2 separate regions of the Mus musculus genome follow, and region 2 is linked to region 1. Evidence: chromatin loops called from intact Hi-C (ENCODE). Cell type or tissue: left cerebral cortex. All regions are shown on one strand. Links, peaks and the distances in the headings refer to the core of each region. The heading gives the core; the rest is flanking DNA. Region 1 overlaps Gng2 (guanine nucleotide binding protein (G protein), gamma 2). Region 2 overlaps Gng2 (guanine nucleotide binding protein (G protein), gamma 2).

Region 1 (12,757 bases), core at 1,655-9,654:
AGATGTTCCATGTCCATGACTCTTGTCACTCATACCTAGGGACTCTTCTAGCTCCTAGCACACAGTGGCACTCATTATTGTTAGTAGATGAATCTGCAAATGAGTGGATGAATGGAAGTTGTTACCATCATATCACATAATCTAGCTACTCACCCTCTGTCTTAGTTTGGGTTTCATTGCTGTGAAGAGACACAGACCATGACAACTCATATAAAGGAAAACATTTAATTGGGGCTGGCTTATACTTTCAGAGGTTTAGTCCATTATCATCATAGCAAGAAACATGATGGCAAGCAGGCAGACACGGTGCTGGAGCAGAAAGGAGCCAAGAGTTCTATATCTTGATCAGCAGGCAGCAGAGGGGGACTATTTCACACTGGGCATTAATATATATATTAATATATATATATATATATATATATATATATATATATATATGACGTAAAAGCCCATCTCCTCAGTGACACACTTCCTCCTCAGCAAGGCCATACCTCCTAATGGTGCCACTCTCTTTTGCCAAGCATTCAAACACTTGAATCTATGGGTACTATACCTATTCTAACCACCACACCCTCTTTATAACCCTGCTATTCTCCACTAGTCCAGCACCTACTCTGTTATTCCATATTCTCTCTCACTATGCTCTATCCGCTATCTCTTCTTGTCTCCACTATTCTCTTGCTCTTCCGCTTCTCTATCACTGGCCATGGCCAGTCTGTTGGCATATTCAGTCTACTTTCTCTCTCTGATCTAAACTCTTCCAGATGCTTGTCTTCTCTCTCTCTCTCTCTCTCTCTCTCTCTCTCTCTCTCTCTGTATGTGTGTGTGTGTGTGTGTGTGTATGTGTGTCTTCCCCCCTCTTTTTCACCCCACCCCGACATCTACAACAAAAATTTTAACCATATTATGGAGTGGTCATATTGGCAGTTTTTTTACTGCAGCCCTTCACATGCACTGACATTCTAGACAGCAAGTGTTCTATGATTTTCAACAGGACACTTGGATCTAGCCAACTCAGTTTTCAAGCCTGCCCCCGAGTTGTAGATCCTGTCTTCACATTCTAAACTAATCTCACACCACTTTGTGCCAACTCCACTCTGGTAAAGACCATGCACTCGAGTTAGTGCAAGACATTTTGTTCTGGCCTCGGGGTGTGCTGCCGCCTCGTCAGGATGGGAGGTGGAGGCGAGTCCAGTGAAGGTCACTGGCATCACAAGAGTGAGGGACAGATATGTTCCTGAGCCTTCAGATTCAAGTCCTGCACTTGCAAAAAAGACTTCTGCCTTTTCTATTTGACCCAACTAGCTATTGCATTATTGAGCCAGACAGTGGCTCAAATTAAATGTCACAGGAGCACACCCTAACAAAAAGAAGAGGCCAGCATGCTGGAAAGCTGCCTATTATTCTCCTGTTAAGTGGGATCTCTGGTGAGTGAAGAAATGGACTGCTTTTGTATAGAAGCTTAATTTCCCCTAATGCTGAGAGCGCAGAGGGAAATGAGGTTGCACGTTATAGAATTTCCTATCGCCATTTTTGCTAGTGTGTTCCCTCCCATTCACAGTCTCTGTCTGCAATGGTTTCAACCCAGCCAAGAGTATCTGCCCAAATATGGCTAGAATTCCTCTTCCTTTTGGTTTAAAATAGTTGGAATATGTATCTCTTTTTTTGTATATGCGAGAAGAATGTGAATACAAATTGGCACCTCTAGATTCAATGCGAAGTCAGAGAGGCATCGCAGTATAAGCACTGAGAGCCAGTCTTTTCCATGGGTCAAGACCTGGCAGCAGTTGCCAGCCTGAATACAATCTAGGAGCCCCCAGCCTGGCTAAGAATGAAGGCTCGGGGGTCTCTGTAAAGGATTCCCCAGCAGGCTGTTTGCAAAATACATTCTACACATACAAGTTCTGTTTTCATGGGTGTGGGAAGATGGCAGTAATAGGTGGATTGCAAATTCACTTGAAATATTTTTCAGTAAATAGTTTTCCAAATCACATCCTGGGGTTAGGGATGTTCATACACTCAAGTACTTGTCACTCAAGTATGAGGGCTTAGTTCTATTCCTAATATTCACATTAAAAACAAAAGCTAGAAGGGGCCGTGTGAGCCTGCAATCCTGTTGCTGGGGAGTGGGAGACAAGAGGGTCCCTTGGGCTTGCTAACCCATCAGGCTAGATGAATTGGCCAGCTGCAGGTTCAGTGACAGAGATATTACCTCATAAGATTGACAGTGATAAGAGAGACACCAGCTATCTACTTCTGGCCTCTGCACACATGTGCACATGAGCACACACAAGCTCATCTCCCACTAGTTACTACACTAAGGTTTGAGAACTTGTGTGGAGAAGGGATACTTGCAAGAGCTAGTGATGACCTAGTGATGCTACAGGGAAATGAACCCTTCGCCTTCCCCGGTGAGACTGAAAGGTAGTCCTATCCCATGCACCTAAGCTCCAACAGGAAAATCCAGGGCATTGGTTAAACCAAGCAATGACTTAATCATGAGTTTATATTTAGAGAGCACATTTCAATTGACAAGTAAACTCACACATGATTGAGCATGATGCAGAAAATAGTCTGTGATGTCCTACCTCCTCGTAGGTCAAATAATCACATGAAAGAATAAAATCAAAATAGGGAGGCCAAGGGAGAAGGATCCTTATTTTAGTTAGGGTTTCCATTGCTGAGAAGAGACACCATGATCAAGGCTATTCTTGTAAGGAACAACATTTAACTTGGGGCTCTCTTACAGTTTCAGAAGTACAGTTCATTATCATTGCAGGCAGCATGACAGCATCCGGGTCAACATGGTGCTGGAGAAGGAGCCAATAGTTCTACATCCTGATCCAAAGGCAGTTGGGAGAAGACTGGCTCTTCCACTGGATGGAGCTGAAGCATAAGACCTCAAAGCCCACCCCCACAGTGACACACTTCCTTCAACAAGGCCACACCTCCTAATAGTGCACACCCCCTCCATAGGCCAAGCATTCGGACACATGAGCCTATAGGGGCCAAACTTATTCAAACTACTACAGTCCTGAAAGTTAGGTAGTAGAAAAGGAGTAGAAACCATTGTCTCATCGGAGAAGTCTAAGTTCTAGCAATTTCCATGATACAAGTGACAGCAATCGTCATCTCTGAGTTTGCTGGCTTCAAACTGTGAAGGGAGCTGCTGTTGGTCTAGGATGACACTGTTCGTGGCAGTGTCCTGCTGAGGGAAACCTTTCCTGTCACATGGCAGACCTAACCTCATAGCATATTTGGTTCCACTCTTCGTGAACATAACTAATATTCAAACCAAAGCAGCAAAGGCATCCATCCTCTCCAAGTGCGTGTTTGCTTTTAGCTGACTCAAAAGAAGGTAAGAGTTAATGTGCATACAAGTAGCATTATACTGAGTGGGTTTAATTTATATTTTTAGAAATATATAAGAACATGGAAAAAAAAAACCTAAAAGGTCATGAATTTGAAAGAGAGCAGGGTAGGGTAGGGCACATGGGAGTTAGCAGGAAGAAAAGGAAAGAGGCAATGTTGTAATTATATTATAATCATAGATATAACAAAAGGTATTCATATTCAGGAGAAGTTCAGCTGAACCAGGCAGAAGCACCTGGATGGCAACTGCACTGCAGCCTCAGCCTCAGTGACTACTAGCTCCTGTTTTTCAGTTGCTGACAACAGTTTTCACTGATGTGGTAAACAACCAGAAAGCACAAAGCTTCTCTAAAACCAAAACTACAGCCATCTCAAAGAAAATGTAAATCTTCTACAGACAAAACTATTTCAAATAAACTATTACTAACTCCCCAGTGTCTGAGAAGCAAGCCTAGGGTTTCCTGAGGGCTGGACTCATAGCAAAATATAGTTATTTGGGGATGTGTTAGTTACTTTTCTATTGCTGTGATGAAACACCATGCAGGAGAAAACATTTATTTGGGCCTTGCAGTTCCATGGATTGCGAGCCATGACTATCATGGCAGGAAACAAGATAGCAGGCAGGCAGGCATGGTGCTGGAACAGTGGTCCAGAGCTCACATTTTGAGATACAACCACAAGGGAGGAGGAGGGGGAGGGGGAGGGGGAGGGAGACAGGAGAGGGAGGGGGAGGGGCAGACTAGGAATGATGTGGGGCTTTTAAAACTTGAAAGCCCGCTCCCAATGACACACCTTTCCAAAAAGGCCACACTTCCTAATCCTTCCCAAATTGTTCCACCAAATGGGGACCAAGTATTCAAATAGAGATCCTATAGGGATGACTCTCATTCAATCCGCAGGGATCCACTCCTTCTAGTTCCTGGGTGAGAGGGTAAAAGGAGAAGCAGGGAGCCAGGATGGATTCAGACACCAGAGAGAGCTCAGCCCGCTCAACCTCCTACAGCCCATCCGTCTCATAGAGCTAGGCAGTTAAGTGGCCAATGTTAAGTCAACTACAAAGACCCAAAAGGCTAGAGCTAAGAGAGAGCACGGTTCTTTGGTATTCTCAGCATAAGCTGCTGATGGAGGCATTTGCCCACTTAAGAGTCCCCCTTCCCAGAAGACCCCAGCTTGTACCAAGCTGACAAAGATCTAATCAGCACATTCACCTTATTTTTCTGAGACAGGGTCTCCCATTGAACCTGGAGTTCATTAATACTGGTAGACTGGCTGGCCAGCAAGCCCAGGGATCCTCTTGCTTCCTCACTCAAGTATTGGAAAATTTCATTATAGTTTTAATTTGCATTTGTTTAGTCACTGGTCAGGCCAGTGAGTTGCCCATGTGTTGACTCGTTTTCTCATTTGATCAATTCATTTTTATCAAGTCACTTCCAGGTAGACAAGACCTACTTGGAGAGACCAGGCTCTGATCAACCACTATCCCCTCCCTGAGGAACCTGCCATCATTTCTCTACAAACAGCCTATGAACTTTAACTATCTCTTATTGGAAGCATCTGCCATCTTTTTAGCTTTGAATAAACACTTTCCATAAATTTAGACAGTGAGTATTTTTAAAATACACTTATCTAGTACATGTGTCTATGAGAGATCTGAGGACAGCTTGTGGCAGTTGTTTTTTTGTTTGTTTGTTTGTTTTTCTTTCTACCATATGGATTCTTGAGACTGGGCTAAGATAACTGGGCTTCACAGCAAGTGCCTTTACCTACTGAGCCATCTTGCCATCCCTAGACAGTAAGACTAACTTTTATATTGCCAATATTCTTTCTTAGTTTTGATGGTTTGGTTAAAATAATTTCAATTTTTATATAGTCAGTCATATACAAAATAAAAATATTTAACTAATAGCCAGATAATGTTATAAACCCAAAATATTTAAATAAAAGATGTTTAACACTTCTTTTATTGGATAAATTAGTGACACCATTGTGTTTGTGTGTGTGTGTGTGTATGTGTGATTTGCCAACATACTGCAGATATTTTCAAATCTTTTGCTGAGTTTTCACAAATTGCTGTTCTGGGGCTGTGGATGTAGCTCAGTTTGCCTAGCATGTAAAATCCCAGAGTCCCATTTCCACCCACAGCCCAAATGGGTTATGGGGACACAATTCTATAACAATGGTACGTGGGAGGTGGAAGCAAGGTCATTCTCATTTTACATAGGGAGGCTAGCCTGAGCTACCTGAAACCCTCTCATAAAACTTAAAAAAAAAAAAAAATCAAATTTCTGCAGTGACTTTCACTGCTGCTGCAGTTGTCCAGCTAAGTGACATCCTAGTCAGAGCACATGATATTGAGACTCACCCTTATACTGACAGTTACTGAAACTCTAGTGTCTTTTGCAGCAATGTGCACCACAGAACTACCAGACAGTGCACATCTGGATGCTAGGACCTCTCAGCAGACCTTTGCCTCACTGGTTCTTCCTCTGACCTTGGAAAACAGCAGCACAGGGCCACCTTGTTCACAGCCTGCTCTCCTCTTCTCAGATCCTGGGCACCCATGGGCCTCCTTTGTTGCTTTGGGGCACAGAGTATCTGCTGTAATCCACATCTGCTTTGGCACTCTCCACAGGTCCATTACTACGCTCCTGGCCACCAATGTGTCACATCATTAGGTGCTTTAAATCTTAGTGAAGAGATACATTCTCACCAACTCATTTTTGTGTATCAACACTAGAGCTCCGCTGGTCTATATGGCCCCTGGGTACCTCCAAACAAATACTTTAATTAAATGATAATTCAGAAAAGTCATTCCCGAGGTTTATCATGCTTAGACAGCAGGTCGTAAGCATTTTTCATACAATGGAGATGGTTAACATGGCAGGATGTGAGAATGTGGGGGTATCATGTTCTGCATTTGAGTTTTATATGTACTGACTAGCTAACCCACACAAATAAATGCCAGAGTCTGCCAGGAGCGCATTTCAGTGCCAGTGGGTACAACTGCACCGCTATTCTTGTTCAGTCATGAAAATGGTGCTACTCCTACTGGCAATTAGACAGTAGATCCAAAGGCTTTTATAAATGGTTATAAAAATATTACATTAATTGATTTAGCTACATGCACGTGTCAGGGTGTGTGTGTGTGTGTGTGTGTGTGTGTGTGTGTGTGTGTGTGTATGTATGCATATACATAAGCCACAGTACACAGGCAGAGGTCAGGAGACAATTGAAGACTGGTTCTCTCCTCCCACCATGTGGGTGCTGGGGATTGAGCTCAGGTCATCAGGTTTCGAAGCCAGTACCTTTACCCACTGAGCCATTTTGCAGGCTCCAAAACAGCTTTAAGGCCAAGCCTGTCATTTCAAAATCCTGAACATTAGAAAGATGAAAATTCTCTTTGTTCTGCCCCAGACTTATCAATATCTCCGTGCAGAAAACAAAGGAAAGGATTTCTCTAAGTAAAACTTTTACATCTGTGAGGACAATATTTCCAAAGCGCAGACATAGAAAGACAGCCACATGTCCCTCCAATGTCACAGTCAAGCCCAAGCTTGTCTGACATTGCTCACTGCTATGTAGGACATCTTTTGATTTAATGTGTATTAGAGCCACCACTCCAGAAAGGTAGAGGTCTACTTATAGACTGACAAATTGTCAGTTAGTTTGGCATAATAGAGATGCAAATTATGTGAATGAGGAAATTACCCAAAAGGTTGTAGCTGTCCTGCTCTGTAGGATGTGAAATGGTTTTTATATAACAAGGCAACCATACTTACAGCATTCTTTCTTGTTCCTCAGAGTATTTGAGCTTTAGGCTTCTTTAAACCAGACTTTGTATAGATTTGCCCTCTAATGTGTTAACTAAATATTTGTCATGTTCTATTATATATGTGTGTGACATTTGTCTCATGTACATATGTACACACACACACACACACACACACACACACACCAAAATTTCAAAAGAAAAGATGTCCGTCTATGTAGAGAATGACCAGGGGGCTGTGGGGCATATGTACTAGGTAGATACCAGGTAATATATATCACCACCTGCTGTCATAAACACAGAAGCCATAAAGTCCTTCTCTTCCCTTCCATTTCCAATCTCATTAAATATTATCTTGGTACCAGTGAGTTTTGCCATCAGGAACTTGATATGAGTAATCCTAAAGATGGGAGTTTAGTTTTTCATGATAAACATGTAAATTAGCAGCGCCATGTGGTCCTATGTTCCTGTGTTCTAGGGACCTGCTGTATCTATGTTGTAATGAAATCTCTACTTCTTCTATTAGGTCATATATTAGAGCTTGTCTGCTGTGCTCTGCCCCATACCATATGCCTCTTCCAAGAGAAACCACAGTGAATAATCCACAGAGAAGATATGGTTTTATTTATTCATCTATTTTTTTAAAAGCTGTGTGTGTGTGTGTGTGTGTGTGTGTGTGTGTGTGTGTGTAAATGTAAAACCAGCAGGGGGCGTCAGATCTCCTGTGGGCTATCTGAGGCAGGTGCTTGGAACTGAATACAGATCTTCTGTAACAACAGGAAGCACTCTTAATGGCTGAGTCATCTCTCTAGCCACTATGTGTTTGTTTTTAATTTCCAATGCTATGAAGTCTGGTGCTATTATAAAATCCAATAATTACAATACATAACTGGAAAAATGAAACAAAATATTCATCAAAAACCAGACTCTTTTTAAAAAAATTATTAGATCTAAAGAGTCCAAATTACTCTATAAAACACAAGCTTTTCGACTAATATAAAAACTCCTAAGTGCTCAGTCTCCAGTGGTATACTCACTTAGGAAGGCCACTGTGTCTGGTACTTGCTAGAAAGGCGAAGCTTCTGGCCCCATCCCAGACTCACAGAAGCACAGCTTCTGAACTAGCCAACAGGACTGGAGTGGTTTGCTACATGCTAAACTTTAAGATTCCCTGATAGGGGAGGACTAGAAAGCAGGATTCACAATATTAGATGTCAAAGGGTCCAGGTCTATATAAAAACATAAACCTGAGAAGAATGGCAGATGTCTCAGAAACTGCAGCAAGGATATCCCAACAGAAGCACACATACACAATCCCTTCATGAATGTATACACACACACAAAGTGTGCATTTACACACACGTCGTACCCCATGCATCCTACACACAGCTCACTGGCCAGCAAGCAGCAGGATTTATTACTTTTTTCAGATGCAGACAAAATCTTTCAACTTAGAGAAACAATGAATAACTTTCCCTGCCAACGACAAATGCAGCATTGCATATTAAATCCTAAGTGTCTGAAGCTCTGTTCTCCAGCCCTTGGTTTTGTATGATAATCTACATTTCTATCTGTAACTCTATCTACCGCACACCATTTTGAATTGTGGCATTCTACAATGGACTTTAAAGACGAGTGTGTTTAATCTTCCTCGACTTCCATGAGCTGTTTCAGAAATTAATTCTTATCGACTAATTTTAAAGTGAGTTTGTTATCATTTAGACAGTATCCTTTCTATCAGTATTTCTATTGAAATTGTTAAATTGGTTCATATTAATTAACTTGGTGGTGGAATAGAAAGATAAAAATAGGTTCAGTGGCTGCAAGTTCGGAAGAAAGATAAAGAGCCTGAGCCTAGGGAATAGCTGCAACAATGTCTCCCTCAGGGCCGGCCGCTGAAGAAATTAATAAAATAGCATGCAGATTGCTGGGAGGACTGCATTTGTCCCCAAGAGCTCTTCAGCGTGTCCACCCTTTCTCCCCTCTGCCCCATTAACAGTTATCCTTATTCAAATTAAGACAGGAATGAAGAATAAAACATTTGCAAGCAATACATTTCTCCCTTTAGAGTTGTTTGGCCATGACAGAAGAATTATAAATATTGTTGTTGTTTTAAATCAACATTATTTTGGGAAGAGATGAACTATGGGTTATATAATTTAGCATATATAACTTCTGATCTCTCAGCACTTTCTAAAATTTTCAATATGTTCAAAAAGAGGCTTCATTGTTATGGTTTTTTTTTTTATGTTTTGGGGGAGATTTTACTTCTCATGGCAACAAAATTAAGCTAATTGGGGCTAGAGAGATAGCTTGTGGTTAAGAGCATTTGTTCTTGCAAAGGACCCAGGTTCTACTCCCAGCATGCACATGGAAGCTCACACTGTCCAGAACTCCAGTTCCAGGGGATCTGACACACAACTCTGTGACATCTATGAGCACCAGAAATGCACATGGCACATAGATATACATGCAAGCAAAATACTCATATACATAAAATATACATCTAAATTAAAAAAAAAAACAAGATAATTAATATAAGCCTCAAAGGAGGGGCTGTCCAGAATTTGTGATGCTCCAGTCAGGAGCTGCAGGGCAGGAATGGATTGGTCGGGCTACCTCTTCCAAACTTCCCTGTTGCAAACTCACTTTTGCCAGATGGGTCAGGACCAGACTTGTGTGGCACAGAGAAGAGCGGCATTCAAAGCGCAAGCCTCATTCCTTGGCAATCAGTGTGTTCTTGGAGGTCTCTTCCATAGAAGAGATATGTTTACAGACAGCTCAGCAAAGACCTGGTCAGGAAAGTCTGGACACAGCTACACTCCCTTCCCTCTGCCCCCATCTCTCCTCATTTCCTTCAGAATGTCTTTAGGAGGTAGTGGTCACTCGCTCAACCTATCTTATCTCTGCCAGTTCCCTAAGGTTTTGCAGCAGGAGCGTATAGGGGGAGAGTTGACCTTGGCAAAGTGCTGCTGCTGACTGCAGAGATGGCAGGGCTGGTGACAGGCAGCAGAGATAGGCCTCATTAGGAGCGTGGGCCTTCTACAGTGAATGAAGCATTTGCAGTCAGTTCACATCAAACCGTTTTTAGTTATTTTTAATTCAGACAAAGGACTTTGCCTGGCCCTTTGTGGCTATTGTGCTTCTCCCATCAGGTTTCTGTGGGAGCTGTTGCTTTAATCTCTCTCTCTCTCTCTCTCTCTCTCTCTCTCTCTCTCTCTCTTTCTCTCTCACTTTGTTTCACATGACTTGCATCTTTCACTTTTATTGAGTGAGGATGAAGAAGCCCATAAGAAGCCCATGAGACCACCTCACCCTCAGGGCGACTCTGTTGGAGCAACTGTCATCTGACCCTGGTTACTGTCCCTGAGAGGAGGACCTGACCAGAGGCCCCGGTGTGGAGCAGCAGCTGTGTGGAACCTGAGTGCAAGTCAATGACTACTTAGGGTGGGTGGGATATGTTGAAATCTTTCTCGAGTTTCCCCAAATGAATAGCCATCTTGCTTGGAAATTTAGTTTCCTAAAAGTACAATTGCAGATGTTAATATCAATGCCTTGGGGGGCTCATGGTCCTAACAGTGGCTGCACTGGAAAAGAAGTATTTGGAATGTCATCTGGCCTTACTTTGCAGAGGTTTCAGGGTTTCTTCCACACTGGAGTTTGAAATGTTACCAGTCCAGCTTCAGCATCTTCCCTTGGATGCTAATTTACATGCATATGTCATGTCTTTAATGAATCCTAGGAAGACTATCTATTAAGTTATTGGGTTTTTAAAAAATTATCTGTTTTATTGGCTCAAGTATTAACATGCCCTACCATTATTTTAAAGTTAAGAATCTATATTTGAAAAAAGTTAAAAACAAAAACAACAACAAAAAAAAACCAACTATGTCTCACTATAGGAATGGATCAACTTGATCTGGATTTTTTTAGAGCTTATTTAAGCCATCTAACTTATTTGATCCTATGATTAATAAACATGCTTACCTAATTAATTAGCGAGTCTAATTAGTTCTCCATATAACCATGCAGTCCCTTTGTTATTTCTAAAAAAAATCCTCAATTGTTACATTGTGATTTTCTACAACATAGCTTTCTTTTTGTTCTCTCTCTCTCTCTCTCTCTCTCTCTCTCTCTCTCTCTCTCTCTCTCTCTCTCTCCTCTCTCACGTAGACTGTTATTCAGATGGTGGGGTTTTATAGCCTGTTAATTTTCATTGAGACTTTTTAGTGATTTCAAATCAGATCACTCTAAAGTTCACTGGTCTCCTTTCCCTATTCTTCTGTTCTCTGGAGTCATGGATTTTAAAAATGAAGTGTATATTTTGGAAATGTCCTCTCAGACTCTGAAGGCTGAGTGTACGTTAATATGGGGTATTTGTTGGATTCTGTTGGCTTTAATAGCCCAAGGAATGTCATCCACACCCTTAGGCCATTAGTGTCTCAGAAGTAACCATGTTCTACTTACAAATTCCAGCCTTTAGTAATGAGCGCATATAAAACAACTATAGATTGCTTTGCATGATAACAAAATTCCTTCAATAAATGATAGTCCTTATCTAACAGCAGTGTACATCCTGCAGGTTTGTCAGAAAATGAGCTTCTAACCAACAGATAAGATTCTGCTTCAAGGAGCATTTACACTTAAGTATAATAATTCATCTCCTCTATTCAGATTGCTTTTAGCAAAACTGTGGCTGTTTGAGAACCGAAAAAAATATCATTCTTGCTCACAGGCAGCTTCAAGCATCCCTGACAAGCACTGTGACACTGGCCGGAGCCCATAGCGGCATAACCTTAAGCATACTATAGTAACATATTGCATAATACATGCATATGGAAATATTACTTTAAAATATCTGGAGAAAAATAAGGAATCTATATTTAATTACTCTGGATGAAGGAAAAGTCCCTGTGCGAGGCAAGAAATGAAGAAGCCACACAAAATAGACATGTGACTAAAGATAAAAACAAAAAGAAAATCATTATAACTAAACTAAAGAGCAGTGGTGGTCAGGGAAGTAGATAACTGTATTAAATGGGGCAAAGTATGATCATCACCCAACTAAAACTCAATGCAAATGGAGTCAGACAACCTTGTAGAAACACAGACAAAAGGTAAGAAATGACAGCCCACAAAAGAAGAAATGCAAATGACTAATTAAAACATAAAAATATTCTCAGCCACCACAGATTTCAAGAGGACACAAATCCTAATAATATCCATCTTCATGTCTCTCTGCTCAAGCCACACAGCCCACCTTCCCGCCTTCCCGCCTTCCCGCCTTCCTCTTCCAGGCACTCTTCCTGTGACTTTCACTCTATGGATGACTAGAATAAGACCTAGAGACACACACTGTGGCACCTTGCCTTCCAGGGCCAAGATAGAATGAAAGGTTGTGCAATATTGTTTCCAAGGGTGCCCGAGGTTGGAAAAGAAACAGAAAACAGTAACAAAAGGCACGCACCACTATAAAGGTTTTCAAGTCACCTTGGAAAAACAAAACTTGTCAAATTACAGCAAAAAAGCAAAGGCAAAATTTCTGAGCAGAGGCATGCTGGGTTTGCGCTCCTCTTAGGTTGGCAGCACCTTGGACTCACCTTCAGGTTTACAGTA
Region 2 (12,757 bases), core at 2,414-10,413, 50 kb before region 1:
CTCAAAGGAACCTTAGAGAACAGGTATTTTATTCAACTAATAGTGGTGTATTCTTACAAATTCCTGTGGGGCAAGAAGAGGGCATTGAATTCCTTGGAACTAGAGTTACAGGCAACTTCACAGTGTCTACTGTTCATAAAATATTGCCAATAGCAAATAAGCAAAGAGGGTTTAAGTATAGGGAAGAGATAAACTAATTGGAACAAAAAGATTTCTGACTGACTGGTGTGGTCCATACAGTTTGTGGATAGGGATTTTTCCAAAGAAGCTATTACAAATATTCTCTATATCATCAAGAAAACACAGAAGAAAAGAAAATATGATCAAGAGAGATACGAAGGATGTGCAAGGCATCTTTTGTGGAGAAGGGGAGGTGTGGAGTGGAAACTCAGTTCCATGCAGGGGAAAGGGATGAAGGGAGATGGGGGAGGTTATAAATGTGGAGATGAAAAAAATGATACTAACCCTACAGTATAGAATAGGACTTGGTGGTTTGGGTATAAATGTGTGGTTATAAATTCACACACATACAGACATAGTTAAAAAAAAAAGACATGAAGTGTGTGAATATATGTGTGTGTATATATGTGAACATGTACATGCATTTTCTAGCTCTGTTCAGGGAGAGGACCTGTGAGCAATGACCATATTGCACAGCCAGATCTTGGTTCTTAAATACCATTCTCTAAGGAACCAGGGCTCCCTGGAGGAAAGGATGACTCCAGGGCTGAGAAAGAAATAAGAGGAGAACCTGCTTTTACTCCAAACTAGGCAAATGCTCAAAGGAATGAGGGATTCACACCCAAAGGACAGAGTAACCAGCTTTTAGCCTGTGCTAATTTAAGATCAAAATAACAGATGACAGGAGCTGGAGAGAGAAATGGTCGAGTGGTTAAAAGCATGGCTGTTCTTCCTGCAGACCTGGGTTCAATTCCCAGAACCCACAGTGCTGCTTATAGAGGATCTGGTACCCTCTCTGCCCTCCATGAGTGCCAGTACAGAAATACATGCAGGCAAAATACCTGTACATGTAAAATAAATAATAAATTAACCAGGATTATAAACTATTGATTAAGTGGGGACACCTGAGTCCATAGCAACATAATTAAATATATTAAGAACAAACAAACAAACCAGGATGTTTTATGAGGAAGAAAAGAGTGTCACACAATCTTGAGCTACCTTTCCCAAATTTCAAGATACCGAAGAACTGCAAAGGGAAAAAGAATTACTTCTCATGGAGAAACTGTGAGGATGCCACCTTAGTCAATAGTCAAAGTTAATGTCACTAGTAAGTGGCAGCTCAAAATCAAGTCCCACTTGGAGGGGGGCAACAAAGAAACACTCTATGTGGTCAAGGATTTCTAACTAGAATTTAATCAGAACAAAATATCAGATAAGGGGGACAGCAAAACGTTCAGTGGGTAAATATCTTTGTTGCCATGCCTCACGACCTGAGTTTGATCCGCAAGGACCACATAGTGAAGGAAAGAAATGTCAGATGAGCCCAAACTGAGTGACCTTGCATAAAATAAATGGACCACAATCTTAAAAGTGTGTCAAGGTCTCGAGAGAAGCTGTGTCACACAGGACAGCTAAGTGCAAGACAGGATTTTCAATCAGGTCCTTTTGCTAAAGAAATTATGATTGGGGTCATTTTTCATATTTAAATGGAGTCTCACTATTAGAATGGAAATGTGTACCACTATTGACTCTGACTATTACACTATAACCATGGAGAAGAATGTCCTGAGTAGCAGGAAATAGACATTAAAGCATTTGAAGGTGGAAGGCCAAGCTCTTGTCACTGTACTTGTGACTTGTCAACTGACATGTTTCCAGGACAGAAATAACTTTACAGAAGAAAGAATGTCATCATTTAAAAAAACACATTTTTAGATTTATGGATGTGTGTGTGTGTGTATGTGTGTGTGCCACATGAGTGTGGATACCCAAAGGGACCAAGACAAGGTGCCAAATTCCCAGAGCTGGAGTCACCGGTAGCTGTGGGTTGCTTGACCTGGGTGCTGGGAACTGAGCTCTGATCCTCTGTAAGAGCAGCAAGTGCTCTTAGTGCTAAAGCCAAGGCATCGCTTAGCCCCTGCTTTGTTTGTAAAGTGGGTTCTTATTGGTCTGGAGCTCTTCTGTTAGCCAGGGTGGCTGACCAGTAAGCTCCAAGGATCTGCCTGGCTCCTGTGTGCTAGAATCACAAGTGCACACCGTCACATCTGGGGTGAGGCTCAAACCCAGGTCTTCAAGCTTGGGTGGCAAGAACTTCAGTAACTGAACTTTCTCGTTCTCTACTCTGACAGTAGCATTGAACTTCCCAGACTGATAACTGCTGAAATCCAGGTCACGGCTCACCTCACCAAACTCAAAGCAAGGAGTGAGGAGAGGGAGACTCTAGACAGCCACTGGACTACAACCATCGGCTCTGAAATAATGAGAAACTATTGTAAGCAGACAGATGCCTTGATGTCTCTGAGAACTTGCAAAAGAGACAGCTGTCTATGAAGGTAGAAGCCAGACCGCCTGTCAAGCTGACATGGAATGAAGAGCTACAACTCCATCTTCATTACATCCTGACATTGAGCTCCATCTTCAAATTGATGCCTCAGAATCCATAGGAGCCATCAAGCAAAGAAATACACCCTGACAGGTTGTCATGGCCTCCGCCCATGTGAAGTTGCCTGTGCACTAAAGGTTATCAGTCATGATGTCACGTCCTCAGCTAGTTTGCCTGCATTAATGCAGTTACCCAGGGCTGCTTCAGTCTTTTGTGTAGTTGATATTACAAGCTTACACCACCAGGCTTAGTTAACAGTCGTGTGTGTGTGTGTGTGTGTGTGTGTGTGTGTGTGTATGTATGTAAGGAAGACCCTGCTTTCACTGATAACTGGGCTATTTGAAAAATTTAATTTCTCAGGATTTAAAACTTCTAAACTTTTGTAAAAGGTACAAATTGAGAATCTCAAAATATTGGACCACCTTGCTTTAAATTTTTTTAAATGAAAAATGGAATGTGTGTGTGTGTGTGTGTGTGTGTGTGTATGGCTAAGACACAAGTCAAAACACAAAATTCATTTATATTTCACACCTCATGAATATAGCCTGAAATTAATGATTTACAGGATTTTTAATGAGCTTATGCTTTTACTATGACCCTTCAATTGAGGTCAAGTGTGGAAGTTTCTCCTGGTGGCACTGTCTTGGTGCTTAGCAAGTTTTGGATTTGGAAATGTTTTAGGCTTTCGAATTTAGATGCTTAGTGTATGGTGCTTCCCCAGTGGCAATGTAAAATGCATAGGGATAAGTATATACGTGGTGCTGGACCAATAGTTACTGAGTTCTTAAATATTTAATCAGCCTTCCTCAAATAGAAGTTTCTCACTCATCTCAATGCAGACCAGAATTTAATTGAAAAGCTTTTGCTTCATTTCCAGCAAGTACAATAAATTAAAGCTGGCCATACTTGAATGTCTATAAGGCTGTTGTATGTTTTACTGATTTTATCATCTATGAAAATATTCTGAATTGACCCACAAGGAGGAGTTTACCTTATTCTTCCTAATAAAATTGAACATACACTTTGAAGAAGGGACCTTAAAGCTTTTAATTCAAATGCTGGAAAAAATATTTACAAAGCCCTAAACCGAGGCTATGTGTCCATTCCCTAGCACTATGCATATCTAACTAGCTCACTTCTTAGATGTCTCTCTGTCTCTTTGACTCTGTCTCTCTCTCTATGTGTGTCGCTGTCTCTGTCTATCCTTCTCTCTTTCTGTCTCTCTGTCTCTGTCTCCTGCCTCCCCTCCCCAGCCTCCGGATCTTGCTATGCAGCTCAGGCTCCCCTCAAACCTGTTTTAAACTAGTTCATTTCTCAGTACAGCATTCTCTGAAGTTCATTTCCTATGTGGTAAGGGTCTATCATCAGAAAGATGATAGAAATTAGAAATGTTCAGACTTGACTCCCTAATTAATGTATTCTTCAATTATTAAAATCATCCTGTCATTTATAATTTTCGAATTGTTTTAAAAGGTACACTGCAAATGGTGTTTACTTATAATCACACCATCCCACAACATCTGACTTAGACCCACCTCTCCTACTGTCACACCATCACACACCATCTGACTTAGACCCACCTCTCCTACTGTCACACCATAGCACACCATCTGACTTAGACCCACCTCTCCTACTGTCACACCATAGCACACCATCTGACTTAGACCCACTCTCCTACTCCTTTTCATCTGGCATTTGAATTCTCTCTGATTACTGCAGTTTTATTTAGCTAATTACATTCATACTTAGAATTTTCAAAGAATCACAAAGGACACAAAAACTGTCTTTGACCTAAAGGACCATGTAGTCTGTTCGGATAAGTTTAATTAATAAAAGTTACTTAGCAAATTTGGTAGGAATACAAAAAGATTAATAAACAGATGAAGGGTTAAGCTAACCTTTAATGAGGAAATATAATTTACATGGGCAAAAAAGGGGTGTGGAATGGAGTGGGATGTTCCCAGTGAGGAGCCCAGAATGACCAGGTAAGTAGGAATTTACACAACACATTACTAGAGCAAGAAGGAGAATCCGTTGAAAAGGTATACTAGAAATATTTGAGAGAAATAAGCAATCTTGAAATTGTTATGGGGGTCAATTTATGAGTCTAACCATTTAAGAACCAATCAGTTTCTTCATGTTCCTGGCCTTGGATTTTTCCCCCTCTTACCTCTAGATTCCTGATTGTAACATTAAGAGTGGCCACTTTCAAAGATCACCCTAGTTTACAACAGTTCCTGGCTCCTTTTTTATTCTTAATTCCTAGAAATCAGGATTTTATGCTGCAGCTTGATTTTGATCACAGGTGATTAAAGTTAGAGATGTCTTATTCTTCCTAACCAGAGATGTCAGACTAAGGCGGTGAAACTGGAAAAAACATGGCCAAGTCTTCCTGTTACCTTGGGAGCTGAGGGTGGCCATCTGGTATCTGTCATATGCACCAATCAGCTGAGAAATTCACTCTTCCCAGGAAATACAAATGGCAGGAGAAGCAATGGCTCATCGTGGAAGCCTCCCAGTTCCCAGTGGCTCCAGTCATCCCTTTAATTGCTGACCCTTCAACTGCATTTCTGCCCCTGTATTCTATGATACCTTGTGTCTTGTATAAATAATCCCCTCTTTCTGCTTAAGTTAGTTTGCTTTGGGTTTCTGTTTGATACCCGAAGAGTCCTAATATGGTAATAACAAGATACTTCCTGAAACCCTGCTGTCCTCTACTTCTGTATGTGTCCCCCACCTGCATTCTAAGGATAGATAAGCTTTCCCTTATTTCTCTATTAGGCTTTGTATATTCCCTGCTTTAGAAATCTGAGCATCACCATTCACAATCCCTCTCTATGCCTTTGCTTTGACTCCCTGGCTTTTACTCCCTATCCTTGAAGGAAATGCTAACAAGGAAACAGAGAACACCTGGGAAGGTCATTTATATATGCCTGGGCTTATGAACAGATATGGGCTCCATTAGTCTGAATCTCCCAGGACATACGATACAAAGGTTAAAAAAAACAAGAAAGGTTTCAAACTAAAAAGTGTTATTCAGGTCCAACAGAACAGGCTGGGTTACTCTGGGGGCCACCTGATGGGTAAGACACCTCTTGCTTATGGGATCTTTGGGAGTTCCAGTGGTAGCTGCACCCTAGTCCTCTTACCAAGGGTCCTCCTCAGGTCACCTTAGCTACAGCTGGTTCTTCAAGATGCACATAAAGCTATTGTTTGATGAGGTAACATCTATAAATGGAAAATTAAAAGCCTAGCATTGTCCAAAAAGTCCCCTCTTAACCAGGCAGTGGTGGCACACCTTTAATCCCAGCACTCAGGAGACAGAGGCAGGTGGGTCTCTGTGAATTCAAGGTCAGCCTGGTCTACAGAGCAAGTTTCAGGACAGTCATCGATACACAGAAAAACCCTGCCTAGAAAGCCAAAAACAAACAAGCAAACAAAAGTCCCCTCTTGCTGCTGGAAGGCTCAGGCCTAAAAAAATAAGTGAAGCAGTTAGAAATCTCAGAGCCCTTGAAGGATCCCTGAACCAGCTAGCTGAGAACGGTGTCAATATAGTCACAGTGTTACCCAACAGAGAAACTAAAAATAATTTGTCATTTCACCACAGAATGCCTGGCTGGCTGTGTGGTACAGAACAAATGCCAGAGTACAGGCTGCTGCTGTATTTCCATCAACAGAAGGTCTGATGACATCAAGAAGGACTCAGAGATGCGACTGCGAAGTTCACTCGGGTAGTGGCCACTCCGTGCATGGTTCATTGGGCTAAGCCTTGCATGTGCTCCCCACACCCCCCATCTCTCAGAAGCTATTTATTCATGTCTCTTCAAAGAACACTCAGGGGTTAGCTTTGACATCTTTGGAAACTATCCTTCCTGGATATTTTTGCTTATTCTGATAGCAGGTCGTATCGTCCATGTCTACCCCTCACATAACTGAGGGCATGAATCCTATCTGTTCATTTCCAAATCTAATGAGTGCCAGCAACATAGAAAATCTAAAATATGTATTAGACAAATAGATGAACAAATGAACAGATGAAAAACATCTGAACGTCACAGGGAAGGTCCTGGAACGCTTCTTTGAGAACCTATTGATTGGCCTGAGTCCTTAGGGAGTCCGTGCTCCCTCATGGAGTGCTCCCTCATGGATTGCCTCTCAAGGAGTGCCATTTTCATTAGTAAATCAAGAGTGGAAAGGGAGAAATGGAGGATGTTCAAGGCACTTGAGTCTCCTTTCGAGGGAATCAAAGGTAGTTGATATGACATTGTGGGCAAAAGGAAGGACATGAAGCTGAAGAGATGTGCAAGGGAACTCCATGGATTCCATGAACATTTGAGATTTGTTATTTAATGAATGGGGATCTATGGAATAATTAAGTTCTCTGTGGGAAAGGAACACAATGAAATTTTCTCCTGGAAAGTTTTCTTGGCAGGAGTGTGACAGGTGACTGACAGCTGACAGATGCAAGCTGAACTGGACTGCAGGGACCAAGCAGGAACCATTGCAGTCAAGGATGCAGGCATGGAAAAAATGACCTGGTGGAAGAGGGCATTTCAGCATGTGCTCCTTCAGGACCAGTGTCTAGTGATTGTGAAGAGTGGTGGGTATGCCAGTTACAGCAGAGCTTCATAAAACAAAACTCCTGTTTCTCAGGATGATGATTGGTGGAGAGCCTTGGTCCCTCATAAAGGAAATGAGTGTCTCTCTCTGATACAGCAGTCCCTGGGCCACCTCCCTTCTCCTAGAGGTTAAAATGCTCACCAGTCTCTGTATTTTTTTTTCCAGTAAAGGAATGAAAAAGAAGAAGCAATGAAGGAGAAGGAGCCAGAGAGTGACAGAGGAAGAAAACACACAGGAAGGAGTCCTTGTCTCACTCACAAGCTAGGAAAAATAAACACCGCAGAAAACAGAGAGGGACGATGGTGTGGCCCACCTCCAGGAGTCATAGTTTACAAAGGAAAATGCCCTGGCTATTTGCCTAGCTTCTTTATGAAGGTAGATTAGCGCTCTCTTCACTATCCAGGACCGGGCAGACAGAGGGAGGAGGTTCATACGCCTTGCTCTGAGGTAGCAGGTCTTAACTGTAGCTATATGTTGGAATTAACTGAAGATTTAAAAAAAAAAAAAAAAAAAAAAAAGACTGATGCCTAAACCCTAAACCCAAGAGATCCTGATTTAATTGGCTCTCCTTTTGGCATGTTTTGGGAATTGATCTGTTTATAGAGTCCTTTGAGTGATGTGAACATAGAGTGGGCAGAGAACAACTGCTCTAACCAGCAGACTCGTTTTGTTAAGGGACAGAGGGTCATTATTTGGAGTTTTGTGGCCTGTGTGATCTCTGTTAACACCTCTATTTTATGGCCAGAGTGTGACTGGAGCCACCCACAGAATGTAAGTGAATGAGTATACACGTGTTTCAATAATACTTTATTTATAAAAACAGCGTGGGCTGGACTTGGGTCCTGAGCCACATTTTCTTGCCTACTGCCCAGTCCAGTGCACCCACTAACTGATCTGGACTTTTTAAGGTATAGAAGAGAAAGTAGAAAAATGTCATGGTCTTTAAGAAGGCACTTGGAATAATGTTCTAGTTTTATTTTAGTACAATGAGATATGTTTCTGAGTTCCGTTTCCTAAAGTGTTTCTAAGGAAGTGAAATTATGGTGACTGACAGAAATTTACCACTTGGGCAATCCAACTTATAATAGCTGTCTATTCAGTGACAGTGGGGCTAGCTTTACATTCAAAACACGCCAAGGGTCTGAACACTGAAATCTGGGGCATGAAAGAAAAAGTGGATTACTGATCTTCCTTAGACATCCATGCGGCTTGGCCTCTTAAGGGAGAGCAAGAATGACTTTGTATGTGCACGTGGAGGCCAGAGGTGAATGCTGGATATTGTTCTCCATCTCTCACAACCTTAGTTTTGAAACAGGGTTTCTCACTGAATCTAGAGTTTTCTGTTTCTGTTAACTGGCAGGTTGTTGAGTCCTTGAAACCTGCCTGTTTCTGAGCACTACCACATCTGGATGTTTTCTTTTTGCATCATTTATTTATGGTGCCTCCTTACCGTGCACGCGCGCTCGTGTGTGTGTGTATGTGTGTGTGTGTATGTATGTGTGTGTGTGTGTATGTGATGTGTGTATATGTAGTATGTGTGTATATGAGTGTGTATGTGTGTGATGTTTGTATGTGAGTGTGTGTATGTGGTAAGTGTGTGTGGTATGTGTAGTATGTGTGTATGTGTGTGTTTGCGTATATGGTATGTGTTGCGGGGTGTGTGTGTGTGTGTGTACCACAGTGCACATGTGGAACTCAGAGGGAGTCAGCTCTCTCCTTTTACTCTGTGGGTTCTGGAACTTGAACTCAGATTGCTGGGCTTATTATTGATCAACTTTACCACTGAGCCATCTTGCAGGCACCCAAATTTGACTTTGTGTGGGCATGCTAGAGATCCAAACTCAAGCCCAGACGTTTGAAGGAAGGTACTTCATTCACTGAAATGCCTACCTAAGCCTCAAGTGTGAAAAAAAAAATCAGTAAGATAGAAAGATGAAAACTTGTCAGTGATGAATGAAGAAAACAGATTAGACTCATAAAATCAGCACTAAATTTGAGATACTGAATGGCACTTCCAAAATGAGAAGATCTTTATTGGGTCTGGAAGTTGGCTAGTGGATTGATGTCTCAAGTGCCCACCCTTTGCTTTGGCTGGAACTCAGCACAAGCCCATTTCTTTTTGCTGTGGTATTTATTTGTTTGCTTGTTTATGTTTTTTAAGACAGGGTTTCTCTGTGTAGCCTTGCCTATCCTGGAACTCGCTCTGTAGACCAGGCTGGCTTCAAACTCAGAGATCCACCTGCTTCTGCCACCCAAGCATAAAGATTGAGGCCATGTGCCACCCTTGCCTGGATTGTTTCTGACTCAACATAGGGACCCCACTTCAATGCATATCATCATTTGATGTTGGAGAATCCTCAAGAAAACAAAGATACCTTAGAGAAATTAGTATCAGTGGAATTGTTAGAACCCTCTCATATTCTTTCTGATATTACCCATCTCTGTAGAAAACCAATCAAATGGCAGTTGGCTGCAAGACATTTGCTCCTTAGTCAAGTTAGATGAGCTACAGATTACGTCATCTTCACCTTTATCCTGTCGATGTTGGCTTCCATCTTCAGCTGTTCTACCAGCTTCCTGGCTTGTGCTATGCTGGCGGTGTTGTTGCTGGCCATTGGAGCGTTGGATGGGGTCTTCAGAGACTCTAGAAAACACGGAGGAAGACTGCATCAGAGAATTCACAAGCTGCCACGCACACATTTCTTCACAACTGGTGGACCTCAAAACACTGCTGGTAACCAGGCCTGATTCTCCAGCCACCTGTATCTCAATCAGCATCATGTATAACTTGAAGGCATTGATTTCCCATTTCTGCTCTGCCCCAAAGAGTTTACCTAGTCTGGCAACACACACACACACACACACACACACACACACACACACACACACACGTATATATGATATTAAATCATCTTAATTTAATTTATAAAATGCCCTGGAATTGGTAGCATTCTGGTACACACCATTACTGTGTGGCTGCTGTGGATATGGGTTCTCTATTGTCCGGGGCTGGGTGATGTGTCCTTAGAGAATGAGAAGAAGGCTGAACAGAGCAAACACAGGCAAATTCAATTTTCTTTCAGTTCTCAACACTATTTCCAATATTCTATCAGCATCAAGCTCTACTCTGCTGTTCAGCTGTGACCACCTCAAACTGCTTACCATAGAGACACTAAACTGGGACGGCAGGGGCGGTGGGGAGTGTGGGGGTTGACTTTCCAATGCCACTGAACTGCACATTGTGAAGAAAAGTCCCTAAGTACTCTCTGACCTGTGTCTGAGTTCATAGCTCTTTGCTCCCAGTTGTTTTTCTTAGTCCTTCAGGGACACAGCCACAGTGGCCAGGGGAGACAGAACCACATCTCAAATGCTGAAGTGTGCCCTCTACTCTGAAAGGGAAGTTCTCTGCCAATGTAGATCAAGCGACTGTGTCTCTGCCGGAGCTCCCAGCCCCCCCCCCCTCCTGTGGCATGGCTCCCACACGCTTTCAAACCTACCTTAAATTTTATTTCTCTTCTACTTCTTTCTTGGGCTATAGATCATCTTACTGTTTTCTTACTGTTCTTTTTTTTTTTTTTCCTTATTTTAAAAAATCATTCTGTTTCATGTTTGGTGGTGTCCTCCCCCAGCTCTGGATTGGGTCTGGCTTCTCCTCGAGGTTCTACACAAGATCATTTAAAGCTGTCCCTGGAGGTTACTGACATTTGATAGGGAGCAATATCCAAGAGCGGTAATTTAACTAGCATGCCCGGCCCAGGACATGAAACACAGCACATGGTCAACACTGGTCCGTTCTTGTTCTGGATCCATTATATTAAAAGCTAAAATGCTGGCTCACTTTGGGAAATGTTTTTATGTAAGAATGGAACCAGACCAGGCTCTTCTCAAAAATGAACAAGGGCACATAGGAAACCCAAGGGATGAAGAATAACACATAATAGGTCATAGACAATTTTAACCACCACTTCAAAAAAAAAGACTATAAGTGATCTCTTTAGTATTAAGAACAAAAGTCTATAAATTATCTCTTTGGTATTTTTCCATGCATAATTCCTCAAGATAAAAGAGGATATTTCATATAATTCTCTGTCAAGTTCCTTCTGAGACAGTTTATAATGAATGCTGAAAACAGCCCGCCCAACATTTGCAGTGTAAACGGGAAGGCAATTAACTGTTCCCTCAACTTTGTTTCAAAGGGTTTGGAGGCAACACAGTGAGGGAGAAATTGAAGCTATGTCTGAAGGAGCAAGAAGCTCCAAACTACCATCAGACACTTGAAGATAAAGTGAGGGAGAAATTCCTGTCAGAAAAAAGAAAAAAGGCTTGAGGGATGATTGAATGGGTAAATGAACTTGCAGCCTGACGACCTAGGTTCAAACCCCTGAAGGCCCACATGGTGGGAGAAGAGAAATAATGATTCTTGCCAGTTGTCCGCAGACCTCCACATGTGTGTCTGGAACACACACACACACACACACACACACACACACACACACATGAAATTAAAAACTGTGATGGTTCATCAGCATGGTTAAGAACCTGGTCATTGCATAGGGATATTATATGTCCAAAATCCAATAAACCATTGACAGCCTAGCAAAACTCTATAAAGCCAGAGGATTGACTTCCAGCCAGCCTGATGAAGACAGCCATGATCTCCAAGTCCCTGGACACTCTTCTATGAAGCTAACGTTTCTGCGAACTAGAATTCATTCATTACATTTGAGTGCAGATAATCGTAGGATTACTGAACCTTCACTGGGCCTGAAAGAGATTTGGAAGTCTGGCCAGCTACTCTGCTGCATTGAATCGAAACTAAATCATACAGTAACCTGAAGTGCAGACCATAATTTGCCCCCCCCCCCCAGTACCCTTTCCTAGTAATGGTATCTTTTCTTTCCATTTCTTTTTTGTTTTGTTTGTTTGTTTGTTTGCTTTTTGGTTTTTTGAGACAGGGTTTCTCTGTGTAGCCCTGGCTGTCCTGGAACTCACTCTGTAGACCAGGCTGGCCTCAAACTCAGAAATCCACCTGCCTCTGCCTCCCAAGTGCTGGGATTAAAGCCATGCGCCACCACGCCCGGCTTCCATTTCTTTTCTTATGTGTATGTGTTTTACATGTTTTTGTATGCTCATGTGCCGTGTGTGTGTGTGTGTGTGTGTGTGTGTGTGTGTGTGTTTGTAGGCTAAAGGTTAATAAAGGTTAATGTCAACTGTTCATTACTTAATTTTTTGAGTCAGAGTCTTTTATTGAAAACAGCACTTACTGATTCTTCTAGGCTAGCTGGCCACTGAGCCCTTAAGGATCCTCCCAGTCATGGGATTACAGGTGCATGCCCTTGTAGCCAAAATTTTTACACAGGTTCTGGACTTCATGCTTATGTGGCAAGCACTTTACCAACTTAGTCATTTCTCAAGCCCATATCGTTTCTGTTTCAAAGATTACAGGAAGCCTGGACCCTAGCTGGGTACTGTCTGCTGAATGATCCATTTTCCAGCCTCCTTTGCTACTCGATATGATTATCCAAGCCTCAGCTAATGAGACACAGCAATGATGTCCTTGAGAAGGAGTTA

What was found. A loop is a pair of places that touch in the nucleus more often than their neighbours do. Peaks named below come from ENCODE experiments on the same cell type or tissue, not always from the same donor. Only the 100,000 strongest peaks of a DNase experiment are listed, where the experiment ranks them.
Region 2: a loop joins it to region 1, with 5 times the contacts of the local background. A loop is called at or near these places in 5 of 42 quality-filtered maps.

The regions. Positions count from the first base shown.
Region 1 is chr14:19,932,393-19,945,149 of GRCm38, forward strand. The region is part of intron 2 of Gng2 (guanine nucleotide binding protein (G protein), gamma 2); the gene reads right to left. Among named protein-coding and RNA genes, the nearest start is that of Gng2, 38 kb to the right of the region's middle. In left cerebral cortex, for the core only: no CTCF peak of the experiment used is centred there; no DNase peak of the experiment used is centred there.
Region 2 is chr14:19,881,572-19,894,328 of GRCm38, forward strand. It overlaps Gng2 (guanine nucleotide binding protein (G protein), gamma 2), which reads right to left. Exons shown (of 4, transcript NM_010315.4): 3 at 9,715-9,830. The coding sequence starts at 9,801. Among named protein-coding and RNA genes, the nearest start is that of D14Ertd670e, 49 kb to the left of the region's middle. In left cerebral cortex, for the core only: no CTCF peak of the experiment used is centred there; a DNase peak (open chromatin) is centred at 6,177; H3K27ac peaks cover 1,154 bases.